2 separate regions of the Homo sapiens genome follow, and region 2 is linked to region 1. The links are chromatin contacts, found by Hi-C or POLR2A ChIA-PET in ENCODE. All regions are on one chromosome and are shown on one strand. Each heading gives the region's core, a stretch centred on a gene start or an enhancer-like site at or near the end of the contact. The rest is flanking DNA. Distances are from core to core; before and after follow the strand shown.

Region 1 (6,447 bases), core at 2,277-4,776:
GATTTCCTCCAAATCCCTGAGAACAAACAACTCTCTTGTAAATGGCTTAATGTGTCTGTTTAATGTACACAAAATTATCTTTCAGGAAAGTGGATTGTTTTTTATATCATTTTGCATCTCTAAAATATACCACCTATGGCAAAAGGATTGGGATTCAAAGTCTGACAAAATCTACAGCAGAAATAATTAGCACCAGAGGCTGTTTCTGAGAGTTAAATGAAAGAGAAACTGGTTATTTATTTATTTCTTTTCTCTCTATCTGTATCTCTCCATCTCAGCCCCGGGAAGAGGAATTGTATCTCTTGGTGCTAGAAGGGTGGCTTGCTGAATTGCCTTTACAAGGTTTTTTTCTGTAAGACAACAACTGAGCCCCCAACACACAACTCCCTGTGGGCCGCAGTGCTATGGAAACAGCTGCAGTGCTCCAACTCTGGGGAAAACAACCAGATAAACCCACTGGTTTGCAAACTAGGCACAAGGGCAGAGGAATAGTGATGTTTTCTAATTTAGCATCCAGGGAGGCAAGGGGGAGTCTTTGCTTAAATCATGTTAATGAAATTGGAAACACTTGAAATAGCCCATTGAGGGTCTGTTGCCCCTGTTTTTTAAAGTTCATCTAAAAGTTAACCTACAAGGAATTTTCATTTGGGGAATTTCTGCAATGTCAACTCCACTGATCACCCACAGTGTTTAACACCCTTGCTATAAATTTGGGGGCTAGCTTGGCAGCTCCTGCCACCCCCCTGAGTCTGCTACCTTGCTCCAGAAATAAAAAATGACTTTGGCCACAGTAATGTTTCCTCGATCCTCAGCCCCTCCTGGGGGCCTCCGGCAGTCATTATTTTAAATAAACATGCCTTTTATTGTTTTCAGGTACACAGAGATGGAGGCGCTTCTACCTCTGGAGGAGGGATGGACTTTCAGGGGCCCCATGATTTGCAGCAGTTCAGTCAAAAGCAATACAAAGAGCAAAGGATAGGGGCTGTTATCTCACCCAAGAGCTCCTCAAGCAGAGGATACTCAATTGGAAAGGAGGCTCTTCCAGTCAAATTTGGGGCTAGTGGGGTCACCACGTTTGATACCAACTAGGAACAACATCCCCTTAGAGGCTTCCAACTGAGGAAGGTTCCAAAAGAGAGCTCCATGGCTGAAATGATTCAAAAGAAGCCAACTCCTTCTCATTGAGCTGGCCCTTTGGAATATGGCCCCCTCCTCCCACGGCATCCTTCCCCCTGCCCAGTGCCTCAGGCCCATCTACATGCTTCTACCTATAGGCTTTGCTTCTTCTCTAGAAAGGAGCAAAGAAGGAAAAGAATCATTGGAGGTGAGTCAAAAGCAGGCACCGTAACTCACGGGGCCTTGTAAGCCAGGGACACAGTTTCAGATTTTACTTCAAATGGAGGCAAAACCATGGGAGAGCCATGCAGAGACACCCCTTGATGAACTCTGCTTCACGCCAATCACTCTGGCAGCTAAGAAAAGTGCATTCTCTCTCCTTTTGCAGTTCTCCTGGTGCCTAGCACAGGGCCAAGGGCACAGTAGATGTGAGCCTAACACTTGTGGCCTTTGCTGATGAAGGACAGTGAAGGGGATAAGAAAACATAAAGATATTTTGGGCTGCAAGGGAACGAACTACTGAAAAACTACTGCGGCCCCCTCTATTTATGGAGATGCTGAGGCCTTGGAGAGGGAATTGACTTGTCCAAGGTCAACCAGAAAAGTGATAGCAAAGCCAGGGTTAGTATCCAGGTTTCTGCTGATTGCAGCTCCTCAGATAAAAGTAAGTGACTTGCCTCTCTTCTCCCATATCCAGAATTGATCTCAAACACTGTCATGAATCCCCAAGGGCCAGAGAGACACACAGCATAGACCAAGGTGAGTAAACTGTTTTCTCTCTTTCTGATGATCTGAGCTTTTTCCTGGAGAGATCTCAGGTGGCCAAGAAACCAAGTTGCCCACCTCATGGTTCAGAGGAAACAATAACCTCCTGGCAGCTTCCCTGGGAGCCCATGCAGGTGCCTCAGGGATTAAGGAGCTCCTGAAAACAACTCCTTTCCTTTGCAGGAAGTGATTTTCCACCCCTGAGGCATAACACCAGGCAGAGGCTCTATCAGTGCCTGCTGATATAATTAGCTCTGGACAGACTCTCCAACCAAGGCAGACACAACCAGGCCCTTGCTCTAGAAACAAAAAGAATGTTCTGGACCTATCCCAGTACACTTCCAAACCCCACGCCTTCCTGGGCAAGTCGGGGCTCAGAGACCAACAAACCCAACAGACTTCAGCAGCAGCCAGGGAGCTGGCAGCCTCTGTCCCCTGAAATGCCACTTTTTTTTTTGTGATTCAGCCTCTGTTTCAAGCTATTTTTAGTGTAAGCAAAGGCTGCATCTGAGGGAAGGTGGTGTGGGAAAGGGGTCTTTACTTTCTCTCTCCTTTTCAATGAACTGTCCTGTTTCCCTTAGGACAGCCATTTCACCAAAAGCCACAAAACATGTGGGGAGGGAGGATTAAAAAGAAAAATGGGAAAAAGGTCAAAATTCAGCCTGTTTGCTAAAAGTCTGGGAACAGTTCTAGGAAGGTGATAGTTTCTCGATCCTTTGCGTTAACCTGCTGAATCCTGGGCTGCTCCTGCCAGTGGGGAACCAATATGCCCAGTCCATCTACCTTCCGAATTAACCAACCTCCAGTAAACAAGGAAGGCCCAGAAGTTTGCTCTCCCAGGGACGTGGTGCAAACAGGTTTAATGGTCCCCCTTGATGCCCCAGGGAAGGATGTGTGCCCTTGGAGGCTTGTGAACAGAGAAGCAAGCTTCCGCTCACAGAGGACCCTGGCTTCCCACCCTCACCCCGTCTCCATCATGTCAGCACAAGGCCAATTTTACAAACTGAAATTAACTGGATGAGCAAAAAGATAGCCTTGGTGCTTAAGAGGCTTGGGTACATTTAATTGAGTTTCCAAGTGCCCTGATTCCTTAAGAAAGCCAGAGAAGCCACTGTTATGTCCTAGATCCCTCACTACTCAAACAGGAGAGAATAGTTTTTACAATAAAAATTTTAGGGCAAATGGTGGCTTTCTGTTGTTGTCATTTCCCTGAAGTAGGTTTTTTGTTTGTTTGTTTGTTTGTTTGTTTGTTTGTTTTTTTCTGGAAAAAGCCTCACTCTGGACCCAGAGTCTAAAAATGAGGCTTTTAGTGCACCAAATTGGGCTGTTTGGGGCCCGTAGGCACGAGTCAGTCTGCCTCCTCCTAAACATAGCCTCGTAAACTAAACTTGGAAGCATCAGCTTGCGTGTGGTCCCGAGTGTGACTTTCCAAGCATGCACTCCCCTGCAACGACAAAGGCTGATGACTTTGTCATCATCATCTCTATTTTTGAGTCTCCCTGCTAAACAAACTTTCTCGCAGCTGAAATGGAGGCTCTAAGGATATTTTTCTGACAAAAACGGAGTGCTAAGCCATCAGCACCCTCTGAAGGCCTTGGGGGAAAACCTGGGTAAGAAAAGTCTCCCAGCCCAACTCAGTAGCCGCAAATACAGACATTTCATTTCCTGAAATGCCTCCAGGGGGCGCCAGCTTTCATGGGTTGGGAAGGAGGGAGGGAAGGACGGAGGAATGGAATGAGGCGAGGAAGGAAGGGAGGGAGGGAGGAAGGGAGGGAGGGAGGAGGGAGGAGTGGGGGAGGTGGGAGGGGGCAGTGGGGAGGAAGGAAGGAAGGGAGAGAGGGAAAGAAGGAAGGGAGAGAGGGAAGGGAAGGGAGGGAAAGGAAGGGAGGGAAGGGAAGGAAGGTAAGGGAGGCAAGGGAGGGAAGGGAGGGAGGCAGGGAGGGAAACCAACTACTCACATATTTGCCCAGGCCCCTGGGATTCAGCTGCAGAACTGCACAGGATGTGCAATCAGGACTAGAATGTCTGAGCTCCCAGGCCTGTCCAAGGGACTGAGAGATGGGTCACAGGTTCTGACTTATCACTAAACCCTACTTCAGAAACCTTGCCACCCCAAATCATTCTAGAAAATGCAAGCATAACATTTCCACCTTCAACACTTTGGATGACTGCACTTTGCAGCTTTTGCTGAATGAACCAACATATGTCCAGCACATTGAACAGTATCTGACCCCGAGCAGGTGCTCCAGAATGTTTGAAGGAATGGATGAAGGGATGGAGGAATAGCTCAGAGGAGCTGCCTCGCATGTGCAGTAGAATCTGGGTCTTTATCTTCTGGTGACCTCACACGCTTTCCCATCTCCTTTCAATGAATGTGTGGTCACTACCTGTCAAAATGTACATCAAACCCACCTCCCCAAATACTGGTGCAGATGTGCCCTCCGAAACCAGCCTGTCCCTGCCCTGTCAGCCTCGCCCCACCTCCAGGGAGAAGTGGATACGGAGACCACAGTAAGTGCACTTGACCCTTTTTCCTTAAGACTCATCTGTTGTCCTGCCAAGGCATTTCCTGTGACACATGCGCCCACAACGTACAGCTCCAGGGAGAGCCCAGCCCGTTCTCCAGTCCCCAGCCAGCTCAGGGAGGCTATATGAAGTGAGAATTTCCTGGCCAATTTGACAATGGTGAGTCAGGCTGGCATGAGCCAGCTGCAAAGAGGACGCAGCCTGGACAAGCCTGAATTAAGTGTGTGCACAGAGCAAACATCATCATCTGGATGGATCCAAACCAGGGCTTGCCTGGGGCATTCAGAGCCTTTCAGATGGCCCTGCCCAGAGCTGCTCAGCACTCTTGGAAGATGTCTGGGTTTGGGGAGGCTCAAGGGCTGTTCTTCTACCCCTGCCCCAGAAAAGGATTTGTTCTTCACCCCCTGACCCGTCTGTCTCCATACCAGCCCATTTCCTCCATGACATGGTGACCGGGCTCACACACACAATAACAAAAATAATAATAACCATGCTTATCAAGCACTAACCATGTCAGAGGCACTGTTCTAAATATTTTACATGCATTAACTCATTAAGAGGCAGGGACTATTATTGTCCCCATTTTGTAGATGAGGAAACTGAGGTATGAGACAATGAAGCCACTCGCCCAGGGTAAAAGCCAAGCCCCTGAGACAGATGGAGCTGGGAGTCAGGAGTCTGCAGAGGCTGGGCTTCCAACTGCCCAGCCGCACCACACACAGCAGCTCCTTCCCAAGATGGGTGTCCCAGGGAGAGAGGCAATGCAAGAGCTGAAGTGAGTTTTGAGGCTGCTATGGGCTCCACCCATCCTCCTTGTTTGTTCCAATCAAGTGAGAACGAGACACAAGGAGCAAGATGGAGATCAAAAAAGAGTAGGAGCTCTAGTTCAGATCATGATGCACTGACAAAGGGGCAGGGTTTCTCACTCCCAGGCCCCAACAGAGACTGAAGCAAAGCGGACAGAGACAAGACAGGACCGGCAGAAGCAGGCCGGACTGGCTGCTGACTGCACAGAGGCTGCAAGTGCTCTGCTTGCTTACCAGGCCCCCACTGACCTGTGCTACGCTCAGTTCTGTATACTAGGGAACACCAATCAATGTCGGTGGATCACACAGGTGGATGAATGGACATAGATGGATGGGCAGACAGACAATGGGATGGAAGGCCAAAGCAGGCACCCACATGCACCTGGAAACTTCAGAGGAGAGGGAAAACAGCCATGCCAGCACTTGCCATCAGAGCCCTGAGGGCCTGGGAGCCAGAGATGAGTGGCCAGGATCAAGTGGGCTGTCCCTGGACCAGGAGGCTCTTCCTCACTCTGGAGCCAACTGAGGGTTGATTTCTGAAACTCTCCTTCATTTTCACAGCAGCCCTGGGGAGGGCAGAGGAGCCAACACACCAGCTAGTAAAATTAACAGCTGCTCTTTACAGGGCGTGCCGGAGAGCCCAGCACATGGCTCGAGGCCTGCAGACCAGAAGCTGCTGCGAGCTGAGGTGCCTGGCCTGCAGGCCCTGATCAGGGGTCCTCTTGGGGGTAAGGCTTAGACTCTGAGCTGCCAGCAGGGCCTGGGGTGTGGGGGCTGCCGAAGCAGTGGGCAGGTGGATGGAGAAACTCAAGGAATGATGCTGCTACAAAATTCTCAGACATATTCTCCTGACCTTGCGAAGTGGAAATCCATATGTTCACCCCAGCTGGGAATCTGCTATGGAACTTGGGGACCCACCTGGCTCTGGCCTCTCCATCTCTAATGCAGTACTTAGTTGAGCTTGGGGAAGTGAATGTAGACACGTCCCCATGAGAAGGGGACAGATGTTATATCTTATCTATTACCTATGCCATAGGTAACTTATGGAGCAAGTCCTGTAGGCCACTTGAAGAGGAATATTGACAGGCATACAGGGAGTGGCAATTGTTTCTTTACAGGGACAGATGGTAATTATTTTAGGCTGGTGGGTGTTTTGGACTCCGGATACTACTCAACTCTGCCTTTGTAGCTTCTTACAGAAGCAGCCACAGACGATACGTAAATGAGTGAGCAT
Region 2 (6,447 bases), core at 2,381-4,880, 350 kb after region 1:
GGCATCAGGAAAGTGTATGCCTGCTCGCACTGCCCAGACTCCAGACGTACCTTTACCAAACGATTGATGCTAGAGAAGCACGTCCAGCTGATGCACAGCCTCAAGGACCCTGACCTGAAAGAAATGACAGATGCCACCAATGAGGAGGAAACAGAAATAAAAGAAGACACCAAGTTCCCCAGTCCCAAGTGGAAGTTGGAAGAACCAGTTCTGGAGCTCAGGCCTTCCTGAGGAGCAATCACTCAACCACTGAAAAAGCTGAAAATCAATGTTTTTAAGGTTCTCAAGAGTGCCATGTGTGGCTTCACCACCGAAAACCTGCTTCAGTTCCACGAACACATCCCTCAGCACAAATCTGATAGTTCTTCCTACCAGTGCCAGGAGTGTGGCCTCTGGTACACGTCTCACGTCTCTCTGTCCAGGCACCTCTTCATTGTACACAAGTTAAAGGAACCTCAGCCAGTGTCCAAGCAAAATGGAGCTGGGGAAGATAACCAACAGGAGAACAAACCCAGCCATGAGGATGAATCCCCCAATGGCACCGTGTCAGACAGAAAGTGCAAAGTGTGCGTGAAAACTTTTGAAACTGAAGCTGCCTTAAATACTCACATGCGGATACATGGCATGGCCTTCATCAAATCCAAAAGGATGAGCTCAGCCAAGAAATAGCCACAGAAGGTACATGAGGAAAATCCCTGTCCACATTGGAATAAAAAAGATATTTTTGTTACAAAAAGTTTGCAGTATAATAAACAGTACTGTCTAGGCTGTTGCAATATGTTCTCTTTCAACGTACCTTCCTTCACCTCGTTGTATATATCCTCGATAAGTAGTAAAACAGTATTTGAGTTTCAAAGAGTTTGTATAGATTTAAATGAATAACTTTTTATACTGTTTGTTACACATTTGTATCAGTATTTAGTGGCAAACGATTTGAGTTGTTTTGGGTCAGAATTTTTCTTTTTGTACTGTTTCTTTAAAACAGAGTTCTTAGTAACAGGGGCAGCTCCTGAATTCAAATAAACCATTTTGTATGTTTGGATTTTGAAGAGGTTAACTAATTACAGGCTAAAATAATGCCTTTTTTAGTGTTTTTAATTTTTAGAATACACTACATAAATTGTAAGTAATTGTGGGTCTCAAAAACCCTAGGAACTTTTAAGTGTCTTAGCACTTCCTCGATGTGCCTGCCCTGAAGGAGTGAGCTCACATGTGAGACAACTGCACTCCAGTGTGGGCGTGCCTTTTTCTTCAGGCCATGCGAAGGGTGTTTAAAGCAGCCTTGCAGGTCGCTCCTTTCCCAGCCGTGGATAAAAACTGAAGCCAGGAATCTAATAAGGAATGCTGATTTCCTCAATTCCATTTTGGGGCATGGGGAAGGCTGTTCTAAAGAAAAAAATGGGACTGGTTTTCTAGGCAGATCTGCAAGGCTGGCTTTAAAAGCACAAGGAGGGAAAGTAACGAAAGGGCTGGACTACTATAAAAGTTACAAATACGTAGTTAGACCAATAGATTTATATAGTCAGGTTTTTGTCATGTAATTTATTAACTATTACAGAAACACAACTAAGAATATCAAGTATTTCTCTGGCTCTTGACAGAAAAAAAAATCAGTTGACTTAACCCTTTGCTGTCAAAAGAGTTGGCATTGCCTGTTCTAGGTGCTACTGCCAAATGTTCTGATACTTAGAGTTGGGATGCACAACGTCAACCACTGACTTCTCAATGCAGCCGCCTGTGTATTGCAATTGGCCGTTACCTTAAGCGCGGGGCCACCCGGGTTTAGTTCAGCCATTTCAAGAAGTATATTTAACGTCGGTAGTTCTGCTTTATTAAAATGCAGCAGAGGTACTCTTCTGTCCCTTCCGTTTATAGTTCTCTGAGAGAGTTCTATTTTTTGGTTTTGTTTCGTGTTTTCTTTTTTTTTTTTTTTTTTTTTTTTTTGAGACAGAGTCTTGCTCTGTCGCCCAGGCTGGAGTGCAGTGGAGTGATCTTGGCTCACTGCAAGCTCTGCTCGCCGGGTTCACACCATTCTCCTGCCTCACCCTCCCGAGTAGCTGGGACTACAGGCGCCCGCCACCACGCCCAGATAAGTTTTTTTTTTGTATTTTTAGCAGAGACGGGGTTTCACCATTGTTGCGGGAAGTCAGGGAACCCAAACGGAGGAACCTGCTGAAGCCATGACAGAAGAACATGGATTATGAAGATTTTATGGACATTTATTAGTTCCCCAAATTAATACTTTTGTAATTTCTTAATGCCTGTCTTTACTGCAATCTCTAAACATAAATTGTAAAGATTTCATGGACACGTATCACTTCCCCAATCAATACCCTTGTGATTTCCTATGCCTGTCTTGTCTTTAATCTCTTAATCCTGTCAGCTGAGAAGGATGTATATCGTCTCAGGACCCTGTAATAATTGCGTTAACTACACAAATTGTACAGCATGTGTGTTTGAGCAATATGAAATGTGGGCACCCTGAAAAAAGAACAGGATAACAGCAATTGTTCAGGGAATAAGAGAGATAACCTTAAACTCTGACTGCCGGTGAGCCGGGCAGAACAGAGCCATATTTCTCTTCTTTCAAAAACAAATGGGAGAAATATCGCTGAATTCTTTTTCTCAGCATGGAACGTCCCTGAGAAAAGAGAATGCGCACCTAGGGGTAGGTCTCTGAACTGGCCCCCCCGGGGCGTACCTGTCTCTTATGGTCGAGATTGCAGAGGTGAAATAAACTCCAGTCTCCCATAGTGCTCCCAGTCTTATTAGGAAGAGGAAATTCCCGCCTAATAAATTTTGGTCAGACAGGTTGATCTCAAAACCCTGTCTCCTGATAAGATGTTATCAATGACAATGGTGCCTGAAACTTCATTAGCAATTTTAATTTCGCCTCGGTCCTGTGGTCCTGTGATCTTGCCCTGCCTCCACTTGCCTTGTGACATTCTATTACCCTGTTAAGTACTTGATGTCTGCGACCCACACCTATTCGCACACCTCCCCTTTTGAAAATCCCTAATAAAAACTTGCTGGTTTTTGTGGCTTGTGGGGCATCGCGGATCCTACCAACGTGTGATGTCTCCCCCGGACACCCAGCTTTAAAATTTCTCTCTTTTGTACTCTGTCCCTTTATTTCTCAAGCCAGCTGACGCTTAGGAAAATAGAAAAGAACCTACGTGATTATCAGGGCAGGTCCCCCGATACACCATGTTAGCCAGGATGGTCTCAATCTCCTGACCTCGTGATCTGCCCACCTCAGCCTCCCAAAGTGCTGGGATTACAGGTGTGAGCCACCATGCCCAGGCTTGTTTTGTGTTTTATTTTGCATTTCATATCTTACATTTATCCCTGAACATGTTTTGTACTTTTTTTTGTTGTTAAGAAAAGGAATTCTTTTGTGTATCTATAGATACTTGCATGATCTACTGTAGTCAACGTTCGGTTCCTCAAAAGGTCTTGCTGCTGTCAGGTGTTATGCACTCCATCCATAATAACTGTGTGAAACACATTTCATATGTAAATAAACGTGGGACATTTGGCCCATGTGCTTCTGTGAGAGAGTTATTGATTGTGAGTCTCTGACATCTTTGTGAAGTTTGGGAAGTGACTAATTGCAGGGACAAGCTACAGGATGTTGCAGAATCCTTCCCACTCAGAAGAATGGCATGTTCTCTCTCATTAGTAATCAGCTATTTTGTCACTTTCTCATTGACTCCATCAGTACATCGGTACAATCCAAGGGTGTGAATTTCAGCTTGAAATTCCATTGCTATTACTTGTTATGTTTGTATTGCTCTAAGTTGTATTCATAGCACTTTCATATGTTTCTGCATTTGAACCTTGCAATAAGCCTGTGTGGTAGGCCACATAGGTCCAAATAACCTAGTTTTACAGTTGAGGAAGCTGAGCTCAGATTCAGTTCTTTGCTGAAGCCCTCATAGCTGGTAAGTGGCTTTGCATATTAGAACCCAAATATTTTGCTCTCTAAATCTAATGCTCGCTCTATGTGGTTATGTACATATTGACAAATATTCATTTATTCAACAAATAAAAAGTATGTACAAAGCATGAAAAAAATAAAAAATAAAAACAACAACAATAAACTATAGCTTCTGATCTGAACGGAAAACTAAGCTGATGGAGGAAAGAGAGTTTCTTAAAAATGGCAGAGGAGATTCCAAAAAAAAAGTAATTCTAGTCACTCAAGAGACCAAAAGACCTCATGATCACAAAGCCACTTATGATACTAAACACTCAAGGTAAGGGGCAAAATTTGTAGATAAAAGTCTTTGTGAAGATCATGAGACACATATATTAGAAGCAAAGAACAACAAAGAGTCAAGTGGCAATCAGTTACTTGATATTGTTATTCCACCAGGCACACAAATTGAGAAAGAGCAAATTACTGGGCAAGTTGAGAAGAATGCTACCAACCCTAAACCCCAGTTAAGTCACTCCTCTCGACTGTCCCCTGACTTAACTAGAGACACTGATGAAGCTGCTTTTGAGCCAGATTATAATGAAAGTGACAGTGGAAGTTATGTATCTGTAAAAGATGAGGAAACTTCAGGAAACACTTCTAAGGTCCTGAAAGATAAGATAATGGAGAAAGCAGGAGAAAGCAAAAGAAAGCCTGGACACAGTTGGCCAGGTAGGCATAGGAGGAGCCAGAGTCCGAGCAGAAGTCAGAGCCCTTCTGGAGGCCAGACTTGAGGCCATAGCAGCAGGGCCAGTTCTGCAGAAAGTTAGAATAGCAGGAAGAATAATAAAAAGTAGGAAAAGGAAAAGCACAAGAAACATTAAAAAAAAAAAAAAAAAAAACCATACATGCAGGTACTGCAGGGGAATTGGAAAAAAGCCAAAAAACACAGACATAAGAAAAGGAAGTCAAAGAAGAGCAAAAGATAAAGAGAAAGATAACAAAAAATGAAATCTGTCACCATGTAAAAGGACAGATTTTTTAAATGGACTTAATGGCTAAGTCTGTATTCAATTTTGTTATTATGTAAAGAGATTCAGGTCTTGTAAATAATGACATGGAAGACTCTGTGCTGCACTTAAAATATTGCTGCTTGATTATTGGATTTTTACATCAGAGGTTGATGCAGTTTGGATATTTGTCCCCACCCCAATCTCATGTTGAAATAAAATCCCCAGTGTTGGAAGTCAGGCCTGGTGGGAGGTGTCTGGGTCATGGAGGTGGATCCCTCATAGCTTGGTGCTTTCTCTGCAAAATCTGGTTGTTTAAAGTGTGTGGCACCTCCCCTACTCTCTCTTGCTTCTACTCCCACCATGTGAGACACATGCTCCTGCTTCACCTTTCACCATGATTGTAAGCTTCCTGAGACCTCCCCAGAAGCAGATGCCAGTGCTATGCTTCCTGTACAGTCTGAAGAACTATAAGCCAATTAAACCATTTTTCTTTATAAATTAACCAGTCTCAGGTATTTTTATAGAAATACAAGAATTGCTTAATACAGAAAATTGGTACCAAGGAGTGGGACACTGCTATGAAGATACCTGGAAATGTGGAAGCAGCTTTGGAACTAGGTAATGGGCAGAGGTTGGAAAAGTTTGGAGAGCTCAGAAGAAGAGAGAAAGATGAGAGAAAATTTGGAACTTTTTAAAGACTGGTTAAATACTTGTGACCAAAATGCTGATAGTGATATGAACAGTGAAGTCCAGGCTGATGAGGTATCAGATGGAAATGACAAACTTATTGGGAAATGGAACAAATGTCACCTTTGTTATGCCTTAGCAGAGAACTTAGCAGTATTGTGTCCATGCGCTAGGGATCTATGGAAGTTTGAATGTCAAAGTGATGATCTACGTTATCTGGCAGAAGAAATTTCTGAGCACCAAAGTGTTTAAGAAGTGGCATGGCTGCCTCTAACAACATAAGCTCAGATGTGGGAGCAAAGGAATGACTTAAAGTTGGAACTTATATTTAAAGAGGAAGCAGAGCATAATAGTTTGGAAATTTTTCAGCCTAGCCATGTGCCAAAGAAAGAAAAAGCTTTTTCAAGGGAAGAATCCAAGCAGGCGATGGAGTAACCACTTACTAGAGATACTTCCTTTTGGTAACAAGTATTTAACCAGTCTCTATGGAGCAACCACTTGCTAGAGATATTTACATAACTAAAAGGGAGACGGGTGCTAATATCCAAGGCAATGGGGAAAAAGCCTCCAAGGCATTTCAGAGACCTTTGAGGCAGGTGGGAATGTAAACTAGTACAACCACTATGGAAAACACTGTGAAGATTCCTTAAAGAGCTAAAAGTAGAACTACCATTTAATTCAGCAATCCCACTACTGGCTATCTACCCAGAGGAAAAGAAGTCATTATATGAAAAAGATACTTGTACACATACAAAAGATATAGCAGCACAATTTGCAATTTTAAAAACATGGAACCAACCCAAATGCCCATCAATCAATGAGTGGATA

Evidence for each region. Hi-C counts contacts between places; a loop is a spot of excess contacts on that map. ChIA-PET counts read pairs that join two places held with the same protein, here RNA polymerase II (POLR2A).
Region 2: a map of endothelial cell of umbilical vein shows a loop between it and region 1 (7-fold over the local background). The contact joins two enhancer-like sites. A Hi-C loop is called at or near these places in 1 of 168 maps with a recorded cell type or tissue (endothelial cell of umbilical vein). POLR2A ChIA-PET finds 5 or more read pairs at or near these places in 1 of 52 experiments (BJ).

Annotation. Positions count from the first base shown.
Region 1 is chr10:77,388,510-77,394,956 of GRCh38, forward strand. All of the region lies in intron 2 of KCNMA1 (potassium calcium-activated channel subfamily M alpha 1), which reads right to left. Among named protein-coding and RNA genes, the nearest start is that of KCNMA1-AS3, 41 kb to the left of the region's middle. Within about 2 kb of position 3,527, at least 13 of the 41 ENCODE cell types and tissues checked have a DNase peak (open chromatin) inside an H3K27ac peak, as active enhancers do; they include endothelial cell of umbilical vein, where a contact is called at or near this core.
Region 2 is chr10:77,734,106-77,740,552 of GRCh38, forward strand. It overlaps the pseudogene LOC399783 and the pseudogene RBBP6P1. Among named protein-coding and RNA genes, the nearest start is that of KCNMA1, 100 kb to the left of the region's middle. Within about 2 kb of position 3,631, at least 3 of the 41 ENCODE cell types and tissues checked have a DNase peak (open chromatin) inside an H3K27ac peak, as active enhancers do; they include endothelial cell of umbilical vein, where a contact is called at or near this core.